Regions from separate parts of the Mus musculus genome. Here regions 2 and 3 are each linked to region 1. Evidence: chromatin contacts called from ENCODE POLR2A ChIA-PET data. All regions are on one chromosome and are shown on one strand. Each heading gives the region's core, a stretch centred on a gene start or an enhancer-like site at or near the end of the contact. The rest is flanking DNA. Distances are from core to core; before and after follow the strand shown. Region 1 holds the start of Tef (thyrotroph embryonic factor). Region 2 holds the start of Desi1 (desumoylating isopeptidase 1). Region 3 holds the start of Pmm1 (phosphomannomutase 1).

Evidence for each region. ChIA-PET counts read pairs that join two places held with the same protein, here RNA polymerase II (POLR2A).
Region 2: POLR2A ChIA-PET joins it to region 1 with 21 read pairs in embryonic stem cell. The contact joins the promoter of Desi1 here to the promoter of Tef in region 1. POLR2A ChIA-PET finds 5 or more read pairs at or near these places in 4 of 5 experiments (Patski and embryonic stem cell).
Region 3: POLR2A ChIA-PET joins it to region 1 with 15 read pairs in embryonic stem cell. The contact joins the promoter of Pmm1 here to the promoter of Tef in region 1. POLR2A ChIA-PET finds 5 or more read pairs at or near these places in 3 of 5 experiments (Patski and embryonic stem cell).

Annotation. Positions count from the first base shown.
Region 1 is chr15:81,808,467-81,813,476 of GRCm38, reverse strand. Tef (thyrotroph embryonic factor) reads right to left here and starts at 2,063. Exons shown (of 4, transcript NM_017376.3): 1 at 1,757-2,063. The coding sequence starts at 1,907.
Region 2 is chr15:82,014,196-82,019,205 of GRCm38, reverse strand. It overlaps Desi1 (desumoylating isopeptidase 1), which reads left to right and starts at 2,986. Exons shown (of 6, transcript NM_134095.3): 1 at 2,986-3,328. The coding sequence starts at 3,241. Xrcc6 (X-ray repair complementing defective repair in Chinese hamster cells 6) reads right to left here and starts at 2,837. Exons shown (of 13, transcript NM_010247.2): 1 at 2,731-2,837; 2 at 2,008-2,096; 3 at 113-225. The coding sequence starts at 2,083.
Region 3 is chr15:81,958,941-81,963,950 of GRCm38, reverse strand. It overlaps Pmm1 (phosphomannomutase 1), which reads left to right and starts at 3,021. Exons shown (of 8, transcript NM_013872.4): 1 at 3,021-3,236. The coding sequence starts at 3,150.

The DNA of each region.
Region 1 (5,010 bases), core at 814-3,313:
GAAGCAAGGAGATAAAAAGCAGCTTGACAGAAGGACAAGCAACAGGAAGTTCCTCATTTTGCCTGACTAAAGCAATTAAAACATTTTTTTTCCTGATTTTCTGAGATAGGGTCATGAAATCCGGGGTGACTTCAAACTTGATGTGCATCAGAGGATGACCTTGAACTAGTGGTCCCCCTGCCTCTACCTCTCCAGTGCTGAGATTGCAAACAAGCACCACTACAATCAGTCAGGCTATCACAATCCAGTGTTTGTAAGGTCAAGTTTTAAATTAATTTCAAAAGGTAAATGACCGACGTGTCCAGGACTTAAATCACAGGGACTGACACCAGTGGTTTGTCAGTTTCATACAACAGAAAGAACACCAAACCAAGAGCCAGAAGGCCCACCCATGTGACCTTGAGAAACCATCTATGCCTCTCAGGAGTCTCAACTTTCCTCACCTAGAAGTGGAGAGGTAGTAACCCAAACAAGATAAGACTATGTCAAAATGCTTTGTGAGTGTGGGCAAATGCAAAGCAAAACCCCAGTATGGCCTGGTCCTCTCTGGTGAGCTTAGGCAAGAGCTGCCAGATGTGAGCACCAGCCCTTGCAGTTTGTCTTACACTCAGATCTGGATGGAGTCATCACCTTCATACAAACAAAAGCGTTTGTGCACATGAGGTCCTGAGGCAGGAGGAGAGAATCTAGCCTCACCTGATGAGCAGAAGCTATTTATAACGTAACAGGGACAACCATAAGCACAGCAGCCCCAGAACACACCCAAGGAAAGAAACAACAGCATTTTAGAAAGGGAAATGAGATCCCTGATACAAGCAATCCACAAACAGCCAAGTCCTTCCCAGATACCCTAATTAAGCTGAGCTCTTGGAAATCTGAAGATCTCAGACTGAAAGCACACATCAATGGACCTAAAACCCCACAATAGGTGGCAGTCCTGCTGCTCTTCCAGGCCAAATACCCAGGCCAAGTCTGCTTTCCACACCAGGCCCCAGGGACTCTTGTGGCCTGGGCAATTCGATGAAGCCCGGTCCTGCTATTGTGATTCCCAACAATCAACCAGGAGAAGGACCTGAGTGGCCACATTCTAACCCTCATCACAGCCCTACTTTGCCCAGCCTTCATTCCCTTAATTTTTTTTTAAACCAGGCTTTGATTTAAAAACAACTGGGAGACACTACCGACCCTCATCTCAAATTGCCTCCTCCATCCACACCTCCCAGGGATGCATTTCCAGTAAAGCACCACCGTGGACCTGCTCACTGTCCACTCGTAGAGAGGAGGAATCGTCTTCCTCCAGGACGGACCAAAGACATACAAAGGCCATCTGCTATACTGATCAGGGCCTCTCAAACTTTGGTGGTGAACTCTGCACCCACGAGGGTGCAGTGGAGTGTTTCTTAAAATACACGCTCTGTCTCAAGATCCGCAGACTAGGTGAGGTCCAGGAACCCGCATTTGAAGGCAAGCAGTATCCTCAGGATTTGGATGCAGGCGGCCCCACTGGAGCCCCCTCTAAGTGGCGGCTTCCTTGCAAAGTTCTGTTGACTTGTCCTTTCCAGATCACCCCCTGACTTTCTCTCTGGGCTAGAGGCCTAGTCCAGCAGGCCCCTAGTCATGCCCGGGCCCGCATAAACACCACACCACTGGACCGCTTCACCCTGACCTCTGACCCGGCCCGGGCCGGCCCGCCCCCACAAGGCCCCGCCTTTACAGAAACCCCGCCCCCAGACACGCGCGAGCCCCCCCCCCTCACCGAGGCGCGTCTCGCGCGGGGGGTTCTCCATCAGCTTCTTCAGGACCAGAGGGAAGGAGCCCGACAGGCCCCGTTCTCCAGCTGCACGCCCCGGGCCCGGCCCCGCCTGAGGCTCCACAGGCGGCTTCTTCCCGCCGCCCGCGTCGGACATCGTGCCCTGCGCCCCACTCGTGCGCCTCGCCTCCCCCGCCCGCACCCCGAGACGGGCCGGAGCGGCTCGACCCGCCGCAGCTGCTGACACGGGCAGCACTGCGCAGACGCGCTACTGCACCCCCACCTCTCTCCATCCGCACCCCTCCCGCGGACTGGTTCCGTCTCATTCATTATTCATAAGGCCAGGCCAGCGGTCCCATAGCGTGGCTTCCGATTGGTGCGCGCTGCGTAAGGGCGGGCACAGCTCTTCAGGCTAGGATTGGCTGTGAGAACCAAACGATGTAGACACGTGCTGGGCCAGGTGAGGAGTATCGCTCCGCCTGCCCGGGAGCGTCGGGCCCTTCTGCGGAGCCCCCCTGTTCTTTTTTGGTCAGTCGCGTCCCTTTCGCCACCACTTTCGTGACTACAGGTTTCCTCCCACCTCATCGCAGCCTCCTTTTTCTCCTTCCCTCGGAGAAGCCACCTCAGAGGAAGGCGGAGCGGGGCGCGACGGCCCAGCCCCGAGGGTCACGTGGAGCGGCAGCAGATGCGGAGCCTCGCGGGGCGGGGCAGTGAGGGAAAGGCTCGCGGCAGCCAATGGGGCAAGAGGGCGGGGCCGGCGCGATTGCACGAGGCTCTGCACGTGCGGCTGCGGCGCGGAGGGGCGGAGAGGGGCGGAGAGGGGCGGGGCTGGCTCTGGCCTAGGCCTAGCCAGGACTGGCCTGTTGTGTTGTTTGGCGGACTCTGCCCGGGGGTAAGGGGACTGGGACGTGGGTAGCCAGCCAGCGCTCCTCCCACGCTCCGCGCGAGGTTAGCGGAGGGCAGGCGGGTCCCAAGCTCCGCTGCTTCAGCGGGTGTCAGGTTGCCCACTGATTTAGGGATTGGGAGCGGGCGTGGTTGCAGAATAAACACTAGTACGGAGAGCGCATTCTTGAAACCTATCCACGAACCAGGGTCCGGACAGACTTCCGTACTACTAGCTGCTCGCTTGTGACCTTGGGAATTATCCAGTTGCTCCACGGGAGCCCATTTCCTCAGTCTTAAAAATTCAACATTGAACTAGAGTCAAAAGCAAAACAAAACATAGTTTCTGGGTTCCTTAGGAAACCTGTGAGCCGTGAAGGGGTGTGCAAACCTTCAAGATGGCTCGCAGAACTTTGTACCTCTTTGCAGTACAAGTCATACTCGGCTTCAAGCCCAGACAATACTAGACGCTCAGGGATTAAGCTCCCAGAGGGGCAGGGACTTGGCTTGTTTATACTCTGTCCCTCCGTCCCTCCCATGGCTCCCTGCCTCGGAAGGAGGAGCTGAGTCTGGCGGAAAGGCAGCCTGTGGTTCATGCGGTAGTTACAGAACACCACAATAGACAGCTAGAAGCGCATGGATTGTGTTAGGACCTGAGGAAAAAGAAATTTAGCTGAGTAAGCCCAAAGGAAGCGGCTAAAGGACGTTGGGTAGCCTTAGGAATAGAGTGATGGACTGTGAATCTAAAATACAAGATTTTGTGATGTTGATCGTTTTCTGAACCTGAATCCTCTAGCCCATTGTTCCATTTCTCCAGTCTGTTCTCCTTTTTGTCAAATGGGGAGAAAGCAGGATGTAGCCTACGGTGTTCCCATGCAAATATCTTTCCTAATTTAATCAAAATTGATGGATATAAATCCAGTGTGGAGAAAGGAAACTGCACAGGAAACCCAGGCGTTGCAGACCTGTCAGGAGGAATCTTATGTATCTAGGATCTCTTTAGGAGAAACTGGCCTAGAGGTTTTTAGCAGTAAATCTGAAAGAGTGACTCCAAGAAAATGAAGCAACATATGAAACTCTAGAAAAGAAAAGCTGGATGAGCAAGATGGCTCATGGGGTAAAGGTGATTGCTGCCAAGTCTGACAACCAGAGTTCAATCTCTGCATACCATGTGATGGCAGGAGGGACTAAATCAAAAATTGTCTTCAGACCTCCATGAACACAATAATTCCTCTTGCACACACAAATGTAACATAATATTTTTTTAAAAGAAGTAGAAATCTCCATGTGATTTGGTTCTAGAGGAACTGTCTAGACTAGACTGAAATGTACATTTTCATGGCTAACTCTTATACTGTTGAGAAGGAGAACAATTCCTAGTGTGGCAGAGGAGGACTGATAAGGTAAGAGCACATCTTGCCTGTCTATAAGGAAGATGACACATGGGAGAAGTGAAGATTCTCACTCCTGCTCTTACTCTCTCTCCATCTCCTTCCCCCTCTTTCCCCTGTCCTTACCCTCCCCCTCTCTTTTGAGCAATAGTCCCCACAAATGGATGATGGACCACCAACCTGGAACAGCTTACCTAAGCAGGTGACTAGGATGCAGGAAGGTAACAGGCCTAGGCTTCAGAAACTGATGTAGCTTTGAGTCTCTTGTCTAGAGACACTTGAGTTTCCCCTGGATAATCAAAAGGTGGATGTTCCCGAAGGAGCATGACAGGCATATTCCCTCTAGTGCTTCTTTGCAAACTGTGGGGGATGGCAGCAATCCACACCACCCTGAAGGCAGGGACATTTCTTTCTCCAGCTGACCTCACGAACCCCAGCTGCCTTTTCTGCTGTTGTCTCCTGTCATTGCTATGGTGACAGCTGTGACAGAGTAGAGGAGTAAGTGCTATGAGAAATAGTTTGCTAATTGCCATAGTGTGAAAGCCCTGTATAGAAATAGACTCCCTCACAGGAACATGTTAGTACCTGGTTAAACTTTAGAAGTATGTGGCAGCTGGGTGTGGTGGTGCACACTTTTAATCCCAGCACTTGGGAGGTAGAGGCAGAGGCAGGTATATCTCTATGTGTTCCAGGCCAGTCTGGTCTACAGAGTGAGTTCCAGGACAACCAAGGCTACATAGTGAGACCCTGTCTTTAAAGAAAGAAAAGTAGGATGTAGCAGCACACTATTTTGTATCAATAAATTTTTTGAGTTTTTTTTTTGTTTGTTTGTTTGATTGAGATAGAGTCTCGTGGATCCCAGGTTGGCTTTGAACTTGATATGTAGTTGAGGATGGCTTTGAATATATGTCCTTCTGCCAGCACCAATTTATGGAGTTCAGGAGATCAAACCCAGGCTCTGTGCGTGCTAGGCATGCAGTCTACTTA
Region 2 (5,010 bases), core at 1,737-4,236, 200 kb before region 1:
GACCAGGTAGGCCTCTACTCAAGAGATCTCTCTGCCTCTGCCTCCTGAGTGCTGAGATAAGAGACATGAGCCACCACACCCATTCAATGTTTGGGGTTGAATAATGTCTTACCTGGATGCTCATATCAAAAGGTGTGAGTTCATCTTCACCCTGAGATTCGAACATAGCCCTGGAGGCATCAACCAGAAAAATCAAGCTATCTCTTCCTGAATATTTATATTCTCCTATGGAAAAATAAATGGAAAACAATGTTTGCCTTTTGCATTGTATTTATTATGTTTACCAATCACACAAAACAGAGACAAGCCCATAGAGTTACAAGTAGAACTTGACAAATTATAAGATGAACCCACTTAAAGCCTCCACTCCTGTCAGGACCCTGAGTCCTATGTATATCTCTCAAATCGTTAGTTTTGACTTATTTTTATTTCCTTTAAAAATTTTTGCTGGGCGGTGGTGGCGCACGCCTTTAATCCCAGCACTCGGGAGGCGGAAGCAGGCGGATTTCTGAGTTCGAGGCTAGCCTGGTCTACAGAGTTAGTTCCAGGACAGCCAGGGCTACACAGAGAAACCCTGTCTCGAAAAAAAAATTTCAGCTGGGTGTGGTAGTGAGTATCTTTAATCCTAGCACTCAGGAGGCATTGGCTGGCAAATCTCTTTACTTCGAGGCCAGGCTAGTCTACAGAGTGAGTTCTAGGACAGCTAGGGCTACAAAGAGAAACCCTGTCTGGAAAAAAAATTATTAATGTATTCATTTTATTTTGTGTGTGAAAGTTTTGCTTGCATATATATGAATGTAAAACCATGTGTGTGCTTGTTACTCTCAGAGATCAGAAAAGTGCATTAGGTCCCCTGGAAATAGAGCTATAGATGGTTGTGAACCACCATGGGGATGCTAGAATTAGAACCCAGGTCCTCTAGAAGAACTTACTTCGAGGCCAGGCTAGTCTACAGAGTGAGTTCTAGGACAGCTAGGGCTACAAAGAGAAACCCTGTCTGGAAAAAAAATTATTAATGTATTCATTTTATTTTGTGTGTGAAAGTTTTGCTTGCATATATATGAATGTAAAACCATGTGTGTGCTTGTTACTCTCAGAGATCAGAAAAGTGCATTAGGTCCCCTGGAAATAGAGCTATAGATGGTTGTGAACCACCATGGGGATGCTAGAATTAGAACCCAGGTCCTCTAGAAGAACAGCCAGTGCTCTCAACCACTGAGCCATCTCTCCAGCCCCTGGGAGTCTCTTACACCATGAGGGAGGTTTCCTAGTGCAAGCCTGGAGCTGGGCTGATTCCAGGCAAGAGGCAGGAGGCAAGTTAGAGACCAGGATGTATAGCCACCAATGCACCCACTTTTATGTTAACTCGATTCCCAGGAGTCATTAGAAGCTCAAAGTCAAAAAAAAAAAAAAAAAAAAAAGAAGCTCAAAGTCTACATCAGTTACAGAGTGAGTTTGAAGTCAGCCTGGTCTACATAAGACCTTGCCTCAGAAACAAACAGGAGCTGGGGAGGCTGCTCAGTGGTTAAAGCAATGGTTAAGAATACTTGACGCTCTCTCACACACGATCCAGCTTCACTTCACAGAATGCACATGGAGGCTCACAACCACCTATAACTTTAGTAGCAGGAGATCCGACTCCCTCTTCTGGCTCCCTTTTGCACCAGACATGTACAGAGGTGTACACACATACATAAAATAAAAATAAGTAGATTTTTTTAAACAATCAAAAATATGTAAAAAATAAAGTGACAAATATTACCATGGACAGAGTCATTTATTGAAGATTAATAAATTCTCTATCGTGGTTAGTAAAAAAAAAAAAAGGAAAATAGGGTTAGGAATGTTCATAGAGTGAAATAGGATCTAAATAATAACTGTAAAACTCAAAGGGAGAAAAAATATTTTAGATTATCTGAGGAGAAAAGGGAGGGATATCAGACAACATAAAGTGCTCCCAGCAAAAAAAAAAGTACACAGCGAAAATCTTCCACACAGGCCACTTACCACCTGTGTCGGGGCTCTCCTCCTCCTCTTCCTCTTCCTCGCCCTCAGTTTTGTAGTAGGACTCCCACTCTGACATGTTGGTTTGCTCACTAGGTGAGAGAAGTTATGAATTTAAATGAAAAAAAAAAAAAAAAAAAAAACCAAGGCAGGTAGCTCTGTGGTAATGCGCTTTCCTACAGTGTACCCGGACCTATGCCACACACACCAGAAAAAAAAAGAGAGACAGACAGACAGACTTCTGGGTTCTCTTTAGATCTGTTCTAAATGCTCGGGTCACTAATAAAGAATGTGAATGATGGCTCCTGCTTCCTCCAAAGCTCTCCATATCATTGGAGAGGCAAGAGAAATGTGCATGGGGTCATTGCTGCAACAACCTCCCCTTGGCTATCCCTTAAGGATGCTGCAGGACCAAAATGGCTAGGGGTGAGGGCGAGGTATAACATAGCGGCTCAGCACTGAAGGTCCTATCTCGAGCTCCAACTGGACTGGGACGGTACTTGGTGCTCTGGCTGAAACATTCGTCTTCATTTCTCCCCCAACCTTCAGCTAGAGATTGGCTCAACCACCAGTCCTGTTCCGCCTTCTGGGGAGAAAGGAGCATGACCCAGGTCCTGCAGGTCGACAGCGCTGCTCCGTGGTGAGGCCAGGGGTCGCGCGACACTAAGCGTGCAAGCAAGCCACCAAGGCAGGCCTCATCCAACACATGTGGTGCGGCGAACCTACCTTAACCGCAGGCGGGCAAGCCACTGGGACAGCAGAAGGTGGGCACCACGTCCACGCGGGCTCCTTGTCTCTCGCCCAATCAGCGACGTTGCGTCATCACGCACAACACGCCCTTCGACCCTTCAAGCGGGCACGCCCACTCGCATTTCCCGCTTCCACCCCCTGTTCCCTAAACTGGAACGCTTGCGGCCAGAGAAAGCCCCGCCCCTCGCTTGAAGCTCCGCCCCCGAAACCCGTCAGCACCGAACGCACATGCGTGAAAGTGCGTCCCCGCCCCTGCCCCCTGTTCCGTGCGGAGTCTCTGGGATCTCTCTCTCTGTCACCTCACAGTAGTCGTTGCCGGTCGCGGGTGTCCGGGCGCGAGCAGCGCAGGGCCGCCTCTCCCCCGCCCTCAGGCCGGGCCCCGGCTCGGTCCCCCGCTCCCTCTTCTCCCCACCCCGGTCGGGTACCGGAAGGTCCAAGCCGCTGCCGGGTGCCCGAGGGCCATCGTGGCCGCCGCCACGGGTCCTGATGGAGCCGCCAAATCTCTATCCGGTGAAGCTCTACGTGTACGACCTGTCCAAGGGCCTGGCCCGCCGGCTCAGCCCCATCATGCTGGGTGAGGGGACCGGGGTCAGTGGGAAGAAGGCAGGTGGCCGCTGGAAGCGATCCACCGAGGGGGGTGGGGGAAGACGGGCCCATGGGTGGTAGGAAAGATCCACTAGGGCAAGGACAGTGAGGTGGGATTCCCTGAACCCCTGTCCAGCTTCATGATCTAAGCCAAGGAGACACACGCTCCGGCTGAGAGCAAGCTCCTCTTCAGCTAGAGACTGGGGCTAGCCGACTGATCTTGGTGGATTCCCCAAGAAGCCAGGGAACCCTGCTTCTTTAGCTCAAAGTAGAGAAAGTGAGGATACCTCCAGCTCGTGTCCCTGGTGGTGGAAGCAACACTGCAGACGAGATCCTCTGGTGTCCCTCGGAGCGACTGCCCTCCGCGCCAAAAGGAAATTCCCTCTGCAGTCCTTGGAGTGGATGGGAAGAGAGCGCTAGAGCGGTGGAAGGCTTGAGCCCTTGCCGGCTCCAGGTTAGGTCAAGTCAGGTCACCCTGAGCCAGATCTTGGAACTAATTACGTTCTGTCCGACGATGCAATTTTCGCTCAACAGTTAATTGCTTTTGACCAGATGGTAAGAAAGCAGTTCTGGGGGAGGACCGGATGCTGTATCGGTGAGGATATCGGTTGTGCTCAGTTCAAATGGTTTCATGCTGAGAGAGAAAAAGAGCCCTTCAGTGTAGGTCCAACTTCACTTCAAGTCAAATACCAAAATGTCTGTCATATAGGATTTGTCAGGCTTGTCATTTCAGGTAATGGTGGACAGGAATGGATTTCAGGGATTGAAACTGACATAGTTTTGCATCATTCAATAAATAGCTATAGTGTTTCCTGGAGACATTGGAGGAAGGCCTATTTCTTAAGGAACACAAGGGGCAGGGATCAAGGAAGCAAGGCAAGTTTTGAGGACATCCATTTGTGATGTGTCACTGAGTTGAACTTACTAATCCTTTAACCCTGGGGCAGCGAGTGGTTTCTAAATGTGGTTTCCCATCAGAATCATCTAGGATGTTCGTTAAAAACACAAATACCTGACTGAGGCTGTTGCTCACTCACTGGTAGAGTTCCTGCTTGGCATGCTCCAAGCCCTGGGGTTTGATCTCTAACATGGAAACAAAAAACAAGTGCATTCATTTCCAACATACATTGTCAGATGGGATGGGGTGGGGGGAGCTGAAAAAACTGTATTAGAACCAACTGGGTGAAACACTCCGATGATCCTAGTACTAAGGAGGCTGAGGCAAGAGGGCTGTGGGTTCAAGACCAACAAGCTGGGCTACACACACACCTGAGGGAATAAAAGAAGAAGAAAGGAAGTGAAGAGAGAGAGAAAAAGCTCAGGTCAAAACGGTTCCTCTACCAAAGAAACTGGTAGCAGACAGAGTGGAAGGAAACTTTGCCCTAAACTACTTTGTACTAAATGTGTGCACATTTTGTGAGTCTTACATGTGCGAATTGTGGAACCATGCTTCACAGATACTAAGCCAGAGTCTTTGGAAATATGTTATTTTTAATGAGTGTTTTGGATCATTCTTTATGTAGCCAGCCCATTATCCTTAGAGAGAGATTTGGACCTAAGTCATGGGTTGTTGGCGGGGGTTAGGGTCCGGTCATGACTCGGTGGTAGAGGCCTTGCTTAACAAGGCCCGAGCTCAGTCTCCCGCACACCTGAGAAGAAAGGAAGGCAAAT
Region 3 (5,010 bases), core at 1,772-4,271, 150 kb before region 1:
CAGAAGAGGGAGATCTCATTACGGATGGTTGTGAGCCACCATGTGGTTGCTGGGATTTGAACTCTGGACCTTCGGAAGAGCAGTCGGGTGCTCTTACCCACTGAGCCATCTCACCAGCCCAAGTTTGTTTTTTATAGAGAGAAAAGATCTAAGGAAAGTTGAAACAAAAACAGAAAGTTAAGTCCCTCCTGTCTAAATTATTTCCTTTCTTTTCTAGTCACTGTTCTATTGGAGTCTGGGGAGTTGTAGTCTCCTTTGGGCCTAATAACAACCATCCCTCATACAACCGCCTACACATTACAAATTCAAAACAGGTAAGAAATGTCCCTCGAGGGACAGGCTTTGGTATCTCAAATAAGATAACCACTGATATTCTCTTAATTGGTACTACATTACATGATAAGGAAATCAAGCAAAGGAACACAAGTATCTGTACACACACATGGGAAGGAGTCACTATTTGTTTGTGGTTGGTTGGTTTTCAGAGACCTGATTTCTCTGCCTAGCCTTGGTTCTCCTGGAACTCATTCTGTAGACCAGGCTTCGAACTCAAACTCAAGAGATCTGTCTGCCTCTGCCTCTCAAGTGCTGGCATTAAAGGTGTGAAGGCATGTACCACCACTGCCTGGCTTCCTTTTTTCTTTTCTTTTCTTTTCTTTTCTTTTCTTTTCTTTTCTTTTCTTTTCTTTTCTTTTCTTTTCTCTTGTTTTCTGTGTGTGTGTATGTGTGTTGCTGTGTGGCTGTATGAGGCTCTGTACTCCCACCCCATGCTTGGAAGATACTGTGAAGCAGACAAGATTATCCAATCCCCTAGAACTGGGGTTACAGAGAGCTGTGTGCTGCCATGTGGGTTCTGGGATTTGAACCTGGGTCCTCTGGAAGAGCATCCAGTGCTCTCTTAACCACTGAGCAATCTCTCCAGCCCCTCTTCTCTTTTTCTTACCCCTTATGCTCAAGACCAGGTCAAAAACACTTAATGTGCATTGTCCACTGAGATGGAAAAGGGTGCCAGTGGCAAATCTATTAACCTGAGTTCAAGTCTCTGCATGGTGGAGAGAGAAAAGCGGCTCTTTAAAATTGCCCTCTAACCCCCCCCACATACACACACACACATGAGGTGTTTCATGCACATGCCCACACAGAAACACATAAATAAGTAAAAATGTAATTAAGAATGACAGAAAGAACCTGGGTGTGGTGGTGCACGCCTTTGATCTCAGCACTCAGGAGGCAGAGGCAGGCGGATTTCTGATTTCAAGGCCAGCCTGGTCTACAAAGTGAGTTCCAGGACAGCCAGGACTATACAGAGAAACCCTGTTTCAAAAAAACAAAAACAAACAAACAAAAAAAATTTAAAAAGTCAATGCCAGACAGTGGTGGCACATGCCTGTAATCCCAGCACTTGGGAGGCAGAGGCAGGCAGATTTTTGAGTTCAAGGCCAGCCTGGTCTAAAAAGTGAGTTCTAGGACAGCCAGGGCTATACAGAGAAACTCTGTCTCTGTCTCAAAAAAAAAAAAAAAAAAAAAAAAGAAAGAATGACAGAAAGGGGGCAGCTACAGTGTACTTACATATAATCAATAAATAAATCTTTTTAAAAATGACAAAAAGATATAGAAAGGGGCTGGAGAGATGGCTCAGCGGTTAAGAGCACTGCTGCTCTTCCGAAGGTCCTGAGTTCAAATCCCAGCAACCACATGGTGGCTCACAACCATCTGATGACCATTTCTGGTATGTCTGAAGACAGCTACAGTGTACTCATATAAGTAAATAAACCTTTTTTAAAAAAGGTACTTCTGAACATCTCTGAACACCATGATTCTCTCTCACTTGCTTATTCTGTCTGTCTGTCTGTCTTTATTTCTCTCTCCCTCTCATGTTCCCACTCCATTTCCCCAATAAACCTTGCCCTAGATCTGTTCCTGGCATGATGTCTTTTTTTTTTTTTTTTTGGTTTTGGTTTTTTAGAGACAGGGTTTCTCTGTGTAGTCCTGGCTGTCCTGGAACTCACTTTGTAGACCAGGCTGGCCTCGAAATCAGAAATCCGCCTGCCTCTGCCTCCTGAGTGCTGATATTAAAGGCGTGCTCCACTTATTACTCTTACTGAGGACCTGAGTTCAATTCTCAGCACCCATACTGGGCAGCTTACAACTGCTTGTACCTCCAGAACTAGGAATCTGAAGCTTTCTTCTGGCCTCCTGCAGAGGATCAGGGATTTGACACCCAGCACCTACAAGGAAGCTCACAACTGTGGGTAATTCCAGGTCCAGAGGATCTGACACTCACTTCCATCCTGACTTAGGTGGGCTCCTGCATGTACTTAGTGCACATCACCCCAGGCACACACGACAAAATAACACAACAAAAAAGACTCGCATAAAAGCTTACAAGTTAGAGATTTATGGCATATTGGCCCTTAGTAGGTTACTTTTGATTGGAAAAAAAAAAAAAGCAACAAACATTTCTCACAGTAGGTAAAAGCCATCATGGGATATTTTTCTCTTTTCTTCCTTCTCTCTCTCCCCCTCCCTTTTTTTGTTGTTTGTTTTGTTTTAAAAAATAGGGTCTTATCCAAGGCTGTCAAGGCTACAAAGGGAAACTCTTGTTTTGAAAAAACAAAACAAAACAGAGTATGTAGCCCTGGCTGGCCCGGAACTTGTTTTGTAGATAAGGGCCTCTGCCTCAGAAGGGCTGGATCACAGGTGAGCCAGCACGCCGGGTTCTCCCTGAGACTTCAAGCTCAAGATGACAAGGCAATACCTTCGTCCTACTAACCTTGGGAATCACAAGCAGAAGGCTCTGAGTCCCGCCCTTGCCCCCCAACCCCCCCCCCCCCCCACCGTAGGGAGCGCCCTGAGATCAACCTCAACCCGCTGGCCCGACACTGTCTTCCGGTTCAACCCCTTTTCCCGCCGGTTCCTATCTCCGTCGGGTACGAGGACTCTGACCCCGCCTACTGCCACGCCCCTCAATCCTAGGTGCCTGTACTCTTCTTTCGGCGCCGCAGGCCCCGCCCCCTCGCGGGAGGGCCGATGGCCACTGCTCCTCCCCGTGCTGCGCAGCTGGCCCCGCCCCGGCCCCGCCCGGCCTCTGTCGCACGCGACCCTGGCGGTGGCTGCAGCGACAGCGCTTGGCGCGCGGAGCTACAGCCATGGCAGTCGCCGTCGAGGGCGCCCGCAGGAAAGAGCGCATCCTCTGCCTGTTTGACGTGGACGGGACCCTCACGCCAGCTCGCCAGGTAAGGGCCTCGAGGTTCCAAAGCTCCCGCCCAGAGTCACGCCGGCATCCGTGACCCAGCGTGAAGCCGTCACTGCCATGTCAACGCAGACACCTGCGCGACCCTGTCGGAAACGTGGAGTGCAGTGGTACCGGCTCCTGTCACCGAGGAGATGGGACCCAGGCCCTCTCGGCCTTCCAGGCCTCAGCGCTCCCCGCGCGGGTTGGCATCCACGTTCCTGCCGGGAGCGCAGATGCTGTATCCAGCCTCCGGGAGGAGCGTCTATGGGCGATAGGGCGGGTATCCCCAGTTCCAGGCTTGCACAGGCCCAGGCTGGGCTCTGGGGTGGTCTTACCCCATTTTAGCCCTAGGATGCACAACTAGTCCGTCCTCAAGCTAGCGTGAGAACGCGGCGTTCCAGGCAGAGCTCCGTGCGCTTCTAAGCCCACGGTCGCCCTCTACTGAGGGCAAGGAAGATCTCTGAGTCTTTGCACTCTGGCGTCCATAGGCCTAAAACTGGGTTTAGCTCCTTAAGCCTCTTAGGATGTTTGTTTACCTTCCACCTGGAGTTGGAGGGAAAGAGAGCTGCTTTTCTGATGAGTTTTGGTTTTTGTTATTGGTATCCTTTTGGTTCCACCCATGTGAAGGTGAAAGGCCCCAGGGCTAGTCTGTTTACAATAGAAGCACTGTAAAAAATGGGAGTGCATTCTCCTGTCTGCACTTTATAGTTCACCCTCCAGTCTTTAGCCATACCTAGTTTTTCTCCCTTCGAGTCATCCTGGGTCGTTCTCACCCATCCTTCTACCTTTGGGATCACCGGGATGATCAGAGCAGAAATGGGGGTGGGGGGCCGAGCTACTGGGCAGAAGCCCGTGTGAACCTAAGTCTTAGCTTCCTGGTAGGCCTTCCACTCTCCAGAAGGAATCGGGCATCTTTCTTTCCATCCAGCAGAGGTGGATCAGGAAGATGCAGGATTGGAAAGGAGGTGGTCTAGCCTAGGCATGCCTGATCCTTGTGCTGCACTGACTTGGCAAGGCCTGAACAAGAACCGCCTGTCAATTTGTCTACTACTAGACAGACTTAATGCTTACTAGAAAAGCTTAATGCTTTTTTTTTTCTTCTTCTTTTTTCTTGTTTTGGTTTTTTTGAGACAGGGTTTCTCTGTATAGCCCTGGCTGCCCTGGAACTCACTCTGTAGACCAGGCTGGCCTCGAACTCAGAAATCTGCCTGCCTCTGCCTCCCAAGTGCTGGGATTAAAAGCATCCGCCACCACTGCCCTGCAGTTTAATGCTTTCCAAAGCTAATTTTTAATTATACATGTAAGTAATGAAAACTTTAAAGGCTAAAGACCACTTCGAACCTCGCCAGTATCCCAGGCCCAGCCCCCATCCTCGAGGTAGTATACTGGAGCCCCTTTATCTCAATTGCTTTGCCCACAGCACATACTAGACATGATTTTGTGAGGCTCTGTTTCTGACTTGGCATTATCCTGCTTATGGTATCCTGCAAGTTCCTTTAGACCATAAACAGCATGCTTTAAGACCTTGCCCCGTTGGAAGCACAGATCTGGCTTTATCTGTGCCCTGGTCTGGTAATGTTTCCAAGGAAGTATGTGTCACTGTCTGGCAGATAAGCATAAGAGTTGCTTGCAGCCAGTATTTCACTATTACAAACCATACCCCAAGGAGCAGAGAAGCTGAAATGCTAGTGGACAGGGGATGGACATGAGAGGTGTCAGTAGATGTTGCCAAATACTTTCAAAACAGTTGCACCAACTTATGTTTTTGTGGGGGC